Regions from separate parts of the Homo sapiens genome. Here region 2 is linked to region 1. A link is an interaction called in ENCODE POLR2A ChIA-PET data of the cell type or tissue named here. Cell type or tissue: PC-9. All regions are shown on one strand. Each heading gives the region's core, and the rest is flanking DNA. Links, peaks and the distances in the headings are about the cores only.

Region 1 (7,803 bases), core at 2,797-7,796:
AGTGATGGATTTCAGGGCCACCCTGAATCCAGGATAATTTCACCCGGAGAAATGTATACATGTGCCATGTTGGTGTGCTGCACCCATTAACTCATCATTTAACATTAGGTATAACTCCTAATGCTATCCCTCCCCACTCCCCCCACCCCACAACAGGCCCCGGTGTGTGACGTTCCCCTTCCTGTGTCCATGTGTTCTCATTGTTCAATTCCCACCTAGGAGTGAGAACATGCGGTGTTTGGTTTTTTGTCCTTGCGATAGTTTGCTGAGAATGATGGTTTCCAGCTTCATCCATGTCCCTACAAAGGACACGAACTCATCCTTTTTTATGGCTGCATAGTATTCCATGGTGTATATGTGCCACATTTTCTTAATCCAGTCTAGCATTGTTGGACATTTGGCTTGGTTCCAAGTCTTTGCTATTGTGAATAGTGCCGCAATAAACATATGTGTGCATGTGTTTTTATAGAAGCATGTTTTATAATCCTTTGAGTATATACCCAGTAATGGGATGGCTGGGTCAAATGGTATTTCTAGTTCTAGATCCCTGAGGAATCGCCACACTGACTTCCACAATGGTTGAGCTAGTTTACAGTCCAACCAACAGTGTAAAAGTGTTCCTATTTCTCCACATCCTCTCCAGCACCTGTTGTTTGCTGACTTTTTAATGATCGCCATTCTAACTGGTGTGAGATGGTATCTCATTGTGGTTTTGATTTGCATTTCTCTGATGGCCAGTGATGATGAGCATTTTTTCATGTGTCTTTTGGCTGCATAAATGTCTTGTTTTGAGAAGTGTCTGTTCATATCCTTCGCCCACTTTTTGATGGAGTTGTTTGTTTTTTTCTTGTAAATTTGTTTGAGTTCATGTAGATTCTGGATATTAGCCCTTTGTCAGATGAGTAGATTGCAAAAATTTTCTCCCATTCTGTAGGTTGCCTGTTCGCTCTGATGGTAGTTTCTTTTGCTGTGCAGAAACTCTTTAGTTTAATGAGATCCCTTTGTCAATTTTGGCTTTTGTTGCCGTTGCTTTTGGTGTTTTAGACATGAAGTCCTTGCCCATGCCTATGTCCTGAATGATATTGCCTAGGTTTTCTTCTAGGGTTTTTATGGTTTTAGGTCTAACATTTAAGTCTTTAATCCATCTTGAATTAATTTTTGTATAAGGTGTAAGGAAGGGATCCAGTTTCAGCTTTCTGCGTGTGGCTAGCCAGTTTTCCCAGCACCATTTATTAAACAGGGAATCATTTCCCCATTTCTTGTTTTTGTCAGGTTTGTCAAAGATCAGATAGTTGTAGATATGCGGCATTATTTCTGAGGGCTCTGTTCTGTTCCATTGGTCTATATCTCTGTTTTGGTACCAGTACCATGCTGTTTTGGTTACTGTAGCCTTGTAGTATAGTTTGAAGTCAGGTAGCGTGATGTCTCCAGCTTTGTTCTTTTGGCTTAGGATTGACTTGGCAATGTGGGCTCTTTTTTGGTTCCATATGAACTTTAAAGTAGTTTTTTCCAATTCTGTGAAGAAAGTCATTGGTAGCTTGATGGGGATGGCATTGAATCTATAAATTACCTTGGGCAGTATGGCCATTTTCATGATATTGATTCTTCCTACCCATGAGCATGGAATGTTCTTCCATTTGTTTGTATCCTCTTTTGTTTCATTGAGCAGTGGTTTGTAGTTCTCCTTGAAGAAGTCCTTCACATCCCTTGTAAGTTGGATTCCTAGGTATTTTATTCTCTTTGAAGCAATTGTGAATGGGAGTTCACTCATGATTTGGCTCTCTGTTTGTCTGTTATTGGTGTGTAAGAATGCTTGTGATTTTTGCACATTGATTTTGTATCCCGAGACTTTGCTGAAGTTGCCTATCAGCTTAAGGAGATTTTGGGCTGAGACAATGGGGTTTTCTAGATATACAATCATGTCATCTGCAAACAGGGACAATTTGACTTCCTCTTTTCCTAATTGAATGCCCTTTATTTCTTTCTCCTGCCTGATTGCCCTGGCAAGAACTTCCAACGCTATGTTGAATAGGAGTGGTGAGAGAGGGCATCCCTGTCTTGTGCCAGTTTTCAAAGGGAATGCTTCCAGTTTTTGCCCATTCAGTATGATATTGGCTGTGGGTTTGTCATAGATAGCTCTTATTATTTTGAGATACGTGGCAAGGACCTTCTTGCTGTGTTATCCCATGACAGAAGGCAGAAGGCAGAAGGGCAAGAGGGCGTGTGCGAGAGAGGTGAAGGAAGGAGGCTGAACTCTACTACTACCCTCAATACTCACACCAATTTACCTTCTTCTGGTCACCAAAATATGTGAGTTTTTTTCCCTACACCAAGCAATTCTCCACTTCTTTATGAGAACAAACTTGGCATCCTACAGTTTAACTCAATTCTGACACTATCTCCTTGGAGATACTATCAGATCCCCCAGGTTAAGGGCTCAGTCCCATAAGACTGCCCCTACTTCAGACACCAGTTGTAAGTGGTGGGTCCCCAGGTTGCCCACAACTTTTGTCCAACTTGGTGACACATGGAAGGTTTCCACAACTCCCTCCTCAGTTTCAATAATTTGCTAGAACAGCTTGCAAAACTCAGGGAAACACTTATTTACAATGACTAGTTTATTATAAAGGATCCAACTCAAGAATGGCCAGACGGAATTGATGCACAGGGCAAGATATGGGGGAAGAGACATGGAGTTCCCATGCCCTCTCTGGGCACACCACCCTCCAGGTACCTCCATGTGTTCACCAACCCAGAAGCTCTCTGAACCCTGTCCTTTTGGGTTTCTATGGAGGCTTCCTTACACAGGCATGATGGATTAAAGAAACTATGGGCCATTTGTGGTTAACTCAATCTCCCGTCTCTCTCCTCTCCTGGAACTCAAGGGGTAGGGCTGAATATTCCAACCCTCAAATCACATGGTTGTTTCCCCAGACAAGCAGCCCCCCATCCTTGGAGGCTTTCTAAAGTCACCTCATTAACATAAACTCGGGTGTGGCTAAAAGGGGTCGGTTATGGTTAAGAAAAGATGCTCTTTTCACCTTTACTGCTCTCATCGCTCAGGAAATTCCAAGGGTTTTAAGAGCCCTGTGCCAGAAATGGGGATAAGAACTCTCTCTCTCTCTCTCTCTATATATATATATATGTATATATACACACACACACATACACACACATATATATACACACGTATATGTAATTATATATCTATATATAATTATAAATCACAATATCACAACATATTATGTTCTTGGGAATACAATTTGTACAAAGGGGCCTTGTAAATTACTGCTTTGTTTGGTGAAAATGATCCTTTAATCATTACAGTCTATGTGGTCATAATTGTGAGAGAACAGAATAAGCTACCCCCAGATATGCCTCTTTGGCATAGGGATTATTGAGGCGAAGGCAATTAAGAAGCAGCAGATGCAGGAAGGTTCTCTGTCCTCTCTCTATTTGCCTAAAAGCAAGATCTAAATTTACAAAGGTCTTTCTATCAAGGAGAATAAAGGTTAACCACTGAGAACTTTAGACCCTTATAGGCCTGGAGATGGTACCAGAGGAAGCTGCGTAACAAAACTTACTGACTAGTTTCTTTCTATCCTTCATTTCCTATTTATTTGTCTACCCACAATTTGGTGGCCCTCAAGATGCAAAGTCTTTTTTCTTCATCTTGTCCCTTCTCTAAAATTGTATAGTTCTTTGTTGAAGGTGGCTATATAAGCAGGGAGTTCCAAGCCACTCCTTTGAGAATTATTTATTCCCTGGTGTCTCCTACATACACTTAAGAGGTACATATTAATCCACTCCTGTTTGTTTTTCTCTTATGAATCTGTCTTGGGTTACAAGGATCCTAGCTGAGAACTTAGAAGGGCAGAGGGAAAATTATTTTTTCCTCTCTTATAATATCCATCTAAGGAATCACTTACCCAGGTCAAGATGGAGAAAAGGAGATTTCCTTGTACTTCCTCCTCCCAGTCAATAATCGCACTACCCGAGAAGAAACCTCGATTCTGACTTCTACAACCAATTCATTTGCATATTATTGAGTTTCATATAAATGGAGCCATTTGTTTGATTTCTTTCACTCAATAATAATGTCTGTGAAATTATTCCATGTTGTTTGGGTATCAGTAGTTTTCAAAATTGTTATTGCTATGTAATATTTAACTATATAAAAAAACTATAATTTGTTTGTTTATTCTTCTGTTGATTGATGTATTTGAGTTGTTACCAGCCCTTGGCTATGTATGGGAGGAAAAGTAATTTTTTTCTCAACCCTCATAAGTTCTTAGCTGGAACAGACTCCTGTAACCCAAGACACATTAACGAGAGAAAACCAAGCAGAAGCGTATTAACATGTCTATTTCATATGGACATGGGAGAGATCCAGGGATTAAATAATTCTCAAAGAGGTAGCTTTGAATTCCAGCTTCAATACATCTCCAACAATGAACAGTACATTTTTAGAGAAGTAGCAAGACAATGGAAAAGGGTTTTGAGTCTCCAGCAGGAGCAACTTGTGGGAAAGTAAGTCAATGTCATCTTTGGTGATCAAACTTTATCCTTCTTGTTAGTGAGGAGACAAGGGACAGCTTTACCTTTGTCAATTTATGTCTTGCTTTTAGGCAAATAGAGGGAGGGTGGAGAACTTTTCTTGTACCCACTTCTTCTCAATTACATTTGGCTCAAAATAATCCTTATGCCAAAGTGGCATATTTTGGGATGGTGTATACTGCTACCCTCCAATATAGAGGTAAAAATGTATTGAACTGACTATTTCACTGTATGCATTTATTGTATGTAAGCTACACCTCAACATACAATTTTCAAATAATAGTTTGCAAATATTTAGTATGCTATGTGGTTGTTATTTTGATAGTACATAATCCAAAATCCCTCCACACCTGAATTTCATAAGGTTTCATCATATGTGCAGTAACGTTGTTTTTCTACATTCCTGACCAGAAAATCATTTGACTCCTGGGGACACAGATTTGCTGCCACAGAGGCTGATGGACAACCAGGCGGAGAGAGAAAGTGAGGCTGGTGTTGGTTTGCAAAGGTAATCCAAAGGGTGTAGTCCCCAGGGAGAGGGCTGATTCTGTTGAAATGCTGCAGGCATCCTCACGATAAGGAATACATGTGCTCTGATAGGATTAGCTGTTAAGTGGGCCTTATCTTACCGCTGGTCTCCATTATGCATATGAAAATCTGTTCCCCTAGGGAAAAAAATACTTCATGGAGCTAAAGTAAATATTTTGGAGAGCAAGTCAAGATTAAGTCAGGCGCATGGCTTTGGGCAATAGGACTCCAAAGACAAAAATTGCTCCACTCTGGGGCCTCATCTCTGCAACTGTCTTGAAGACAGGAACTCCATTTCTTCAGCTCATATATCACCAAGGAAGGAAGCCATTTGGTGTTAACAAATTAATGAATTTAAGCCCAGTTGTCTGTAAATCAGCAGACGTAGCACCACCGGCCCCCTGCACAATGTGTGCAAGTAACAAATATTTGCTGAGTGAATTAGACGAACTCTATGTGTAATATGTCATGGAACTGGACTGAAATGTTATCCAATGCCAGTAGACATCACCAGCTGATACAGGATTCACTGGAGCAGAGGTGTTCACATGTGAGACGCTTGGTTTAATTAAGAAACACATGAAGTCAAGCTTCTGTTAGTTATCAACCATGCTAAAACCAAAAACTTTACAGTTCATACACAGTGGCGTTGTTGATCTTTGCAGCTACATATCTATTTGCTGTTTCTTTTTGTCTAGCATACCTTGAGGAAACACAGAGATCAGGGTGGGCTAACCTATGGCATCTTTTATGTCTGGGGTTCTTTGTCAGGGCCACCCCGCTTGCCTTCATCCCACCCCTTCCCCATTGCAAGCCCTGGTGACCTTCTGCTCTGTTAACTGATTTACACCTGTGGATTAATAGATAATTGTGCCTAAATTTATTAATTCATTAACACTTAAAACATATGCTCGATGGTATATTTAGTTTCTAATCTTTCCCACTGAGGAATTGTGTGCGTGTGTGTGTGGAAAGAGAGATTTAAAGATAAATACATTTATGGACATACATATACTTCAATGAGGAGGCCCTGACATCAACTGACAGGTGAGAGGAAAGGCAGAAAGCACCAAGTTTAGGACTCAGAGCCCACCCAATGCTCCATCTTTACCTTGCATGTTCCTTTGGGAGTGTCCTCTTTTCTCTCTGGGCTTGAGGCCCCCCACTGAATCATAAAGGAGGTGGCCCAGATCCTCTCCAGGCCTCCCTCCAGCTCTGATGTTCTTCTTTGGGCCAGGGCATCTGTTATCACCAGGCCTCCTCGGCTCACCCTGAAGGAAATGCACAAATGGCACCTTGCATGAGAAAATGCCCCAAGCAGCAGGCTTTGCTCTCACCCTGATGCAGCTCTGCCTTGAAGGTCAAAGCCAACTGGCCTGGCAAAGATCCCTTCGTACTTCATCCTGTAAAATGTTGGAGGAAGAGGGGCCTAGGTCTCTTTGTCCCAAACTTCTTCCATGAAGGACTAATCCCATCTGCTTGAAGGGTCAAGTAAAGCTGACCAAGAGCAAGGAGAGCATTCAGGACATGAATAATAATTTATCTCAACTCTCAATGTGCAACTCCTGATAGAAGCAAAGACACACCCCAGAGTAACCAGATTCGAGGTCATTAGAGTGGAGGATGTATGATGCAATATGGCCCCCTCCACCCTCCTACTCACTTCTACACATCTGGGACGCTCATCCCCTGCCCACCACCTTGTCTTCTCTTTCTCCTACTTTTCCCAGAACTCTCCCGCCATTGTTCCCAAGTTCTTTATCTTGAGTGGGGTTTTAACATTTCCCCACTGCCCCTCCTCTGCAGCAGTGCTGTGCTTTCTCTGAACAAGGCTGAAAACATACCTCAGGACTTAATTTTCCTTCCCCATTCCTTGACCAAGGCTGGGGTGATTCACATTTGTCCTTCCACATGCCCCTCTTATGTGTTTCTTTTTTCCATGGAACCAGTAGTTTTCAGCGAAGGCTGAACTACTCTACAATGCTCTAGGACTTTTCAGGGGATTTTGTAGGGAGGTACAGGGAGGATTCGAAGCTGAGAGTGGCAAGAATATCCAAGAGCCACATGGGTTTTCCCATCTGGGAAGCTGAAGCAAAATCTTTATTTCATTTCTCCTCAGGGATGAGGATGACGCTCCTCTGTGTGAAGACGTGGAGCTACAAGACGGAGATCTGTCCCCCGAAGAAAAAATATTTTTGAGAGAATTTCCCAGATTGAAAGAAGATCTGAAAGGGAACATTGACAAGCTCCGTGCCCTCGCAGACGATATTGACAAAACCCACAAGAAATTCACCAAGGCTAACATGGTGGCCACCTCTACTGCTGTCATCTCTGGAGTGATGAGCCTCCTGGGTTTAGCCCTTGCCCCAGCAACAGGAGGAGGAAGCCTGCTGCTCTCCACCGCTGGTCAAGGTTTGGCAACAGCAGCTGGGGTCACCAGCATCGTGAGTGGTACGTTGGAACGCTCCAAAAATAAAGAAGCCCAAGCACGGGCGGAAGACATACTGCCCACCTACGACCAAGAGGACAGGGAGGATGAGGAAGAGAAGGCAGACTATGTCACAGCTGCTGGAAAGATTATCTATAATCTTAGAAACACCTTGAAGTATGCCAAGAAAAACGTCCGTGCATTTTGGAAACTCAGAGCCAACCCACGCTTGGCCAATGCTACCAAGCGTCTTCTGACCACTGGCCAAGTCTCCTCCCGGAGCCGCGTGC
Region 2 (7,921 bases), core at 1,239-6,238, 400 kb after region 1:
TTAAAAATTAGTTCATTGGCTGGGGTGCGGTGGCTCATGCCTGTAGTCCCAGCACTTTTTGAGGCCAAGGCAGGCAGATCACCTGAGGTCAGGAGTAGAAGACCAGCCTGGCCAACATTGTGAAACCTCGTCTCTATTAAACATACAAAAATTAGTGGGCATGATGGTGGGTGCCTATAATCCCAGCTACTCGGGAGGCTGAGGCACGAGAATCGTGTAAATCCGGGAGGCGGAGATTGCAGTGAGCCGAGATCGTGCCGTTGCACTCCAGCCTGGGCAACAAGAGCGAAACTCCGTTTCAAACAAACAAACAAACAAACAAAAAATACAAAAATTATCCAGGTGTGGTGGTGGGTGCCTGTAGTCCCAGCTACTTGGGAGGCTGAGGCAGGAGAGTTGCATGAACCTGTGAGGCAGAGGTTGCAGTGAGCCAAGATCATGCCACTGCACTCCAGCCTGGGTGACAGAGCAAGACTGTCTCAAAAAAAAAAAGAAAAAATTTATTTATATTTTTGTAGAGAAAGGGTCTCACTATATTGCCCAGGCTGGTCTTGAACTCCTGGCCTCAAGTGATCCTCCAGTCTCAGCCTCCCAGAGTGCTGGGATTACAGGTGTGAGTCACTGAACCAGGGCTCTATTCTGATTTTTTAGTTAAACATTCCCTTGCACTCCTGTGCAGTTTTACTATCTATGTGTATCCATATCTTGTTTGGTTTTGGAAAACGAAGAAGCAAGCTCAAAACATGGTAAGTAAAAGGCAATATTGCTACTACTAGGTAAGGTTTCCTAGGAGAAAATGGGCCGAAAGTGTGGATCCACGGTCTGGCTCCAGCTGTCTGCAAGAGGGGCTTCCAGGGAAGTCCGTGGATATGGGGGCCTCTGAAAGAGCTGTAGGGTGAGCTGTGAACTGCAGTCTGGCAGAAAAACATTCAAGGAGAGGAGCCTGCTCCATTTTTTGGTTTGTTTGTTTGTTTCGCTTCTCCGCTCATTGGTCTATCTTCAGGTCTCTGGAGCGGGCCAAAGCTGAACACTAACACCAAGCTGAAACGCCTGCAGGGAGAATAGAAACTCTTCTAGCACCTGGTCAAGGCAAGTCAGCCCTAGACAACAGTTAAAACTCCACGTCTCTCAGCATTTTCTTCCTTGAACTCAAGCTAGGATCTTGGTGGTAACACCCAAACATGTCTGCCTATCTGCTGAGTCACAGGACTTCCTGGGGACTGGTTGGACTGGTTGCCCTCCCTCCACACTGTCTGGGGTATGACTGTCACTCTCTCATGTAGTAGACCTCTGGCTTACTGAACCCACATCTTCTCATTCCCTAATCTGTACTCTTTGTTTCAATGGAGCTTCTCCTCCTGTAGCTTGCCAAGAAAGCCTGCGTGGGAAAGTATTTTGAGATCTTAGATGTTTGGAAATTTTTATGTCTAAACATTTCAAATATTCATACCTGGTTAATACCTGCACTGATAATAGAATTTTACATTACAGATTACAGATCGTTTTCATTCCAACCTTTGACAGCATTGGGTCATCGTCTAGCCCTCAGTGTTGCTATGGGAATACTGAAGCTATTCTGATTCTGTGTTTCCCTCTCTGGAAGCTTATAGAATCTTCCTTTTTCCTCTCAGGATTCTGAAATTTCACAGCAACGTACCTTAACTTGGGTCTATTTTCATCCATCTTGCTCAGCACTTGTGAGGGTTCTTCAGTGTAGAAATATGCATTCTGCAAAATTTCTTGAGTTGATCATTAATGATTTCCTCCCCATTCTCTCTGTTCTCTTCTAGAACCCCTGTTATTCTGATGTTGGATCTCCCAGACTGGATTCCCTTCCTTTCTCTTCCCTTCCCTTCTCTTCTCTTCTCTTCCCTTCCCTTCCCTTCCCTTCTCCCTTCCCTTCCCCCTTGCCTTCCCTTCCCTTCCCTTCTCCCTTCCCCCTTCCCTTCCCTGCTTCTCCCTTCCCATCCCTTCTCCCTTCCCTTCCCATCTCTTCTCCCTTCTCCCTTCCCATCCCTTCTCCCTTCCCTTCTCCCTTCTCCCTTCCCATCCCTTCTCCCTTCCTTTCTCCCTTCCCTTCTCCCTTCCTTTCCCTTCCCATCCCTTCTGCCTTCCCTTCTCCCTTTTCCCTTCCTGTCCCTTCTCCCTTCCCTTCTCCCTTCCCTTCTCCTTTCCCTTCTCCCTTCCCTTCTCCCTTCCCCCTTCCCTCCTCCCTTCCCTTCTCCCTTCCCCCTTCCCTCCTCCCTTCCCTTCTCCCTTCCCTTCCCTTTCCTTCCCTTCCTTGACCTGCCCTTCCCTGCCCTTCCCTCCCCTCCACCTTTTATTTTCATTTATTTTCTTTTCTTTTCAGAGACAGGATCTCACTATGTTGCCCAGGCTAGTCTTGAACTCCTCCACTCAAGTCATCCTCCCACCTTGGCCTCCCAAGGTGTTGGGATTATAGGTGTGAGCCACCGCACCTGCCTTCTTTCCTATTTTCAGTCTCTTTGTCTTTGTTGCTCTAATTTCTCTTCTTTCTTTTGTTTTTTTGCTCTGTCACCCAGGCTGGAGTGCAGTGGTGAGATCATCTCCCTGCAGCCCCGAACTCCCGGGCTCAAGCGATCCTCCTATCTCAGTTTCCCAAGTAGCCAGGACTGCAGGTACATGCCACCATGCTTGGCTAACTTAAAATTATTATTATTTTTTTAGAGACAGGGCTTTTTTTTTTTCTGTTTTGTTTGTTTTTGGTTTTTGTTTGTTTGTTTTTTGACACGGAGTCTCGCTCTGTCACCCAGGCTGGAGTGCAGTGGCGTGATCTCAGCTCACTGCAAGCTCCACCTCCCAGGTTCACGCCATTCTCCTGCCTCAGCCTCCCTAGTAGCTGGGACTACAGGCGCCCGCCACCATGCCTGGCTAGTTTTTTTGTATTTTTAGTAGAGACGCGGTTTCACCATGTTAGCCAGGATGGTCTCTATCTGCTGATCTGCCTGCCTCAGCCTCCCAAAGTGATGGAATTACAGGTGTGAGCCACTGCGCCTGGCCAGAGAGAGGGCTTTTTTTATGTTGCCCAAGTTGGTCTTGAACTCCTGAGCTCAAGTGACCCTCTTGCCTCGGCCTCCCATAGTGCTGGGATTACAGGTATGAGCCACCGCACCCGGCCCTTGCTCTAATTTCTTCAGTGGTTCCTCAACTTGATCTTCCAACCCTTTTATTGATTTTTTAAAGCGTCAACAATCCTATCTTTAATTTCTAAAGCTCTTTCTAAATCTTTGAATGTTACCAAACGGAACCCTGTTTTTGTTTCAGTTGTGGGATGCAATAATCTTTTATCTCTCTAAAGACAAAATGATTTTTTTTTTTAACTCCATGCATGGTGTTTGGTGTCTGTTTCTTTTTTGTTTTTTGAGACAGAGTTTCACTGTTACCCAGACTGGAGTGCAGTGGTGCAATCTCAGCTCACTGCAACCTCCACCTCCCGGGTTCAAGCGATTCTCCTGCTGCAGCCTCCCAAGTAGCTGGGATTACAGGCACACACCACCAAGCCTGGCTAATTTTTGTATGTTTAGTAGAGATAGAGGTTTCACCATGTTGGCCAAGCTGGTCTCGAACTCCTGACCTCAGGTGATCTACCCGCCTCAGCCTCCCAAAGTGCTGGAATTACAGGCGTGAGACACCATACCAGATCCATGGTGTCTGTTTCTTCCTGGTTGCTTTGATCCTGTCTGGTCCTGTCTGTTTTGGTTTCTCTCTTCCATGTTCAAGGTTTTTCTTCAATGTGAGGTATTTCTTAGCTCTCTTCTCAATAAAAAGCTACAAAGTTAATTGGGAGCTTGAGCACCAGGCACCATCCACTCAAACTTTGCAGCAGGGTGGTCTGGGTGGCTATTTGCTGGGAAACCCAATCCAGTGTTCTTGTTTTCTCTTTAAGCTAGTCATCTTCCGGTCCTCTGCCTGGGGGGTAAGGGTTTGGTTGTCAGGGTCCCAGGAAACAAGCAGAGTGGCAGGCCTGGAAGGGTATGCGTATGGTGTTGCCACGTTCAACATTAAGATACATTTGACTCCTTTATCCCTGGCTTTTCTGAGCAGTACTCATGTCCTCAATGTGCCTGGCATCCCCCGATTCAGAGCAGCTTTGTTTTACCCTCTCCTGAGAATAATCTTCCAGACTTCCGCTGTGGGGGCGCGGGGGTGTGAGGTGGGAGGGGATCTAGGGGTCTAAGAGCTTCCTAAATAACTTCCCCCACCAGTCTTTCTTATTTTAGCACCACCATCACCCCCTTCACTCGCAGAGGGACCTGGCGCTGCCAGCTCTCTGTCTTTGGCAGAGTCTGTCCTGTCAATCGCATCCATGCTCAGCCTTCCCACGGCTGCCTGGGACTCATTTGTCAGGCTTTCCCAGGCCTGACAACCAGTGACCCCCCGTCCCTCCCCTCTTGTGGCCGTGCTTTCCCATCCTGCTTTTCTCAACATTGTGGGTTTATGTCTCTTTTTAAAAAAGTATTCCTCTTCCAGAAGTTTCAGTGAGGTTTCAGGAGGGAGCAAAATTAGACGCATATGTGCAATCTGTCGTTGTAACCTGAACTCTACCCTGCAATTCTGAAATCCGATCTGCTCCTTAAAATTTGGTGTGGGACTTCTCCATAGAGTTATGGGAATTCATAAGCTCAACGTGTGCCACTACAGACTTTGCTTCATGCGACCACATACCAGGCACTCTGCTGGAATCTGGGATACAGACGTGTTTAGGGCATGGTACCCTCCTAACAGATATCAGCTAAGCAGAAGAGGCGGACATACTCAAGGAAACATAATACAAGCCCACAATCCCTCACCCAAATCCTTGGGAGTCATATAGGTTTTAGATTTCAGGATTTATTAGATTTTAGAAAGGTAATATGGGCCATGATTCTCATGGTACTCCAGTGGGGCCTGCAGCAACACCTCAGTATCAAACACAATATTGCTGCAGTGAAATGTATGGATATTCACACTAAATAAGATTTTTTTTTTAAAGATGATAAATAACCTCACATCCATTCAGGACAAGTTTAAGAACTGAGTACGTTAATAAATAAGGTCCAGTTTTCAGTTTGGGGATGTCTGAGTTGTTGATAAGGTCCTGTGAACCAGAATGTCTTAGTCTCTCTGGCTGCTATCACACAATTCCTTAGACTGCATAATTTATAAGTAATAGAAACTCATTTCTCATAGTTCTGTAGTCTGGGAAGTCCAAGCTCAAGGCACTGGCAGATTCGGTGTCTGCTAAGGGCTTGTTCTGTGCTCCGTAGATGGTACCTTGTGGCTACATCCTCACGTGGGGGAAGGGGAAGACAGCTCTCTTGAATTAAAAAAAAGAAAAAATTAAGTTTAAAAATTTTTTATTAAATTATTTTTTTTTTAAGAGACAGGGTCTCATTATGTTGCCCAGGCTGGTCTCAAACTCCTGAGCTCAAGTGATCCTCCCCACTTAGCCTCCCAAACTGTTAGGATTACAGGCGTGAGCCACTGCACCCAGGCTTGAACCTTTTTTATAAGGTTACTAATCCCATTCATGAGAGCTCTGACCTTATGACTTAATCACCTCCTAAAGGCCCCACCTCTTCTTACCATCACACTGGTGACTAAGTCTCAATATATGCATTTTGGGGGAATACATTCAGACCACAGAACTCTATAATGTATTAAGTTTTATAAATGAAAGTTGTACAAAATAGTGTAAGTGTATACTGAAGGGAAAGGGGAGGCTTCACAGGGGAAATGATATTTGAACTAGACCTTGATGACTGAATAGGAGCTCACCAGAAGGGAAGGGGGCTTCTGGGCAGGGTGAGCAGCTCAAGCAAAGGCCCAGTGTATTAGTCCATTTTCATGCTGCTGATAAAGACATACTGGAGACTGGGCAATTTACAAAAGAAAGAGGTTTAATGACTTACAGTTCTGGTTGGCTGGGGAAGCCTCACAATCATGGTGGAAGGCAAGGAGGAGCAAGTCACGTCTTACATGAGTGGCAGCAGGCAAAAAAAGAGCTTATGCAGAGAAACTCCTGTTTTTTAAAACAATCAGATCTCGTAAGACCCATTCACTATCACAAGAACAGCACAGGAAAGACCCACTCCCATGATTCAATCATCTTCCACTGGGTTCCTCCCACAACACATGGGAATTATGGGAGCTACAAGATGAGATTTGGGTGGGGACACAGATCCAAATCATATCACCCAGAGGTTGGAAGCATGAAAGAATGCCACTTCTTGGCTGGAAGCAGTGCCTCATTCCTATAATCCCAGCACTTTGGGAGGCCAAGGTGGGTGGATCACCTGAGGTCAGGAGTTTGAGACTAACCTGGCCAACATGGTGAAACCCCTTCTCTACTAAAAATACAAAAATTAGCTGGGTGTGGTGGCTCATGCCTGTAATCACAGCTACTCGGGAGGCTGAGGCAGGAGAATCACTTGAACCCAGGAGGCAGAGGTTGCAGTGAGCCGAGATCATGCCATTGCACTCCAGCCTGGGTGACAAGAACAAAACTCCATCTCAAAAAAAAAAAAAAAAAAAGAATATCACTTCTTGAGCAACTAGGCAGCTTGGTTTTGGTTCTAGAGCCAGGTCTCTTTCTCTGCAGAATGAGTCTATTCTTCCCAGCTGAAGCATGGGCTTGATTAGAGATGGAATGGTATGAGAGACGGGGCTGGAGAGGTTGGCAGGGGCAGGTCATGGAGAGCTATCTGGGCCACACCAAGAAGTTTGGTGCCTGTAGGGCATCATTTCTCAAAGTGTGGTCTCCAAATCCTCTCAAGAAGTCCAAGAGGTCAAAATCATTTTTGTAACAATGCTAACATAAGATTTGCTCTTTTTATTTTGTTGACTTTTTTTTTTTTTGACACCAAGTCTCACTCTGTCACCCAGGCTGGAGTGCAGTGGCGCGGATTCTCTTGCCTCAGGCTCCCAAGTAGCTGGGATTATAGGCTTGCACCACCACACCCAGCTAATTTTTTTTTTTTTTTTTTTTTTTTGTATTTTTAGAAGAGACAGGGTTTCACCATGTTAGCCAGGATGGTCTCCATCTCCTGACCTCATGATCTGCCCGCCTCGGCCTCCCAAAGTGCTGGGATTACAGGTGTGAGCCAACACACCCTGCCTGACATTTTGAATGATGGTGCAAGAGCAATATTGAGTGGGGCCGGGTGCGGTGGCTCATACTTGTAATCCCAACACTTTGGGAGGCCAAGGTGGGTGGGTCACTTGAGATTAGGAGTTTGAGACCAACCTGGCCAACATAATGAAACCTCGTCTCTACTAAAAATACAAAAATTAGCCGGGTGTGGTGGCATGTGCCTGTAATTTCAGTGACTCAGGGGGCTGAGGCAGGAGAATCACTTGAACCTGGGAGGTGGAGATTTCAGAGAGCCGAGATTTCACCACTGCACAAGACTCTGTCTCGCAAACAAACAAACAAAAAACCCACAAAATAACATGGTCAGAGGGATACACTAGTTGACTTCTTGGCCTAAACTTCCTACCTAGACATTTCAAGATTCTTTGACAGTCTCTGTTTTAGGCATCAAATGTGCACACTGTAGACGTGCAAAAAGCTTTCTGTTGTTTCAAATGAAATTGAGTTTTGGGTGGGCTCGGTGGCTCACATGCCAGCACTTTGGGAGGCCAAGGCAGGTAGATCCCTTGAGGTCAGGGTTCGAGACCAGCCTGGCCAATATGGCAAAACCCTGTCTCCATTAAAAATACAAAAATTAGCCGCATGTGGCGGTGGATGCCTGTAATCCCAGCTACTTGGGAGGCTGAGGCATAAGAATCACTTGAGCCTGGGAGGCAGAAGTTGCAGTCAGCTGAGATTATGCCTCTGAGATTGTGCCACTGCACTCCAGTCTGGGTGATAGAGTGAGACTCCGTCTCAAAAAAAAAAAAAAAAAAAGTTTGTTTTATC

Evidence for each region. Peaks named below come from ENCODE experiments on the same cell type or tissue, not always from the same donor. Only the 100,000 strongest peaks of a DNase experiment are listed, where the experiment ranks them.
Region 2: POLR2A ChIA-PET joins it to region 1 with 7 read pairs; 1 of 35 experiments calls an interaction of 5 or more read pairs at or near these places.

Annotation. Positions count from the first base shown.
Region 1 is chr22:35,651,411-35,659,213 of GRCh38, forward strand. It overlaps APOL6 (apolipoprotein L6), which reads left to right. Exons shown (of 3, transcript NM_030641.4): 2 at 4,969-5,065; 3 at 7,205-7,803. The coding sequence starts at 5,016. Among named protein-coding and RNA genes, the nearest start is that of APOL6, 6.9 kb to the left of the region's middle. In PC-9, for the core only: no CTCF peak of the experiment used is centred there; a DNase peak (open chromatin) is centred at 5,001; H3K27ac peaks cover 2,027 bases.
Region 2 is chr22:36,051,575-36,059,495 of GRCh38, forward strand. No RefSeq gene overlaps it. Among named protein-coding and RNA genes, the nearest start is that of RBFOX2, 27 kb to the left of the region's middle. RefSeq lists an enhancer at 452-1,651. In PC-9, for the core only: no CTCF peak of the experiment used is centred there; a DNase peak (open chromatin) is centred at 5,597; H3K4me3 peaks cover 616 bases; H3K27ac peaks cover 4,832 bases.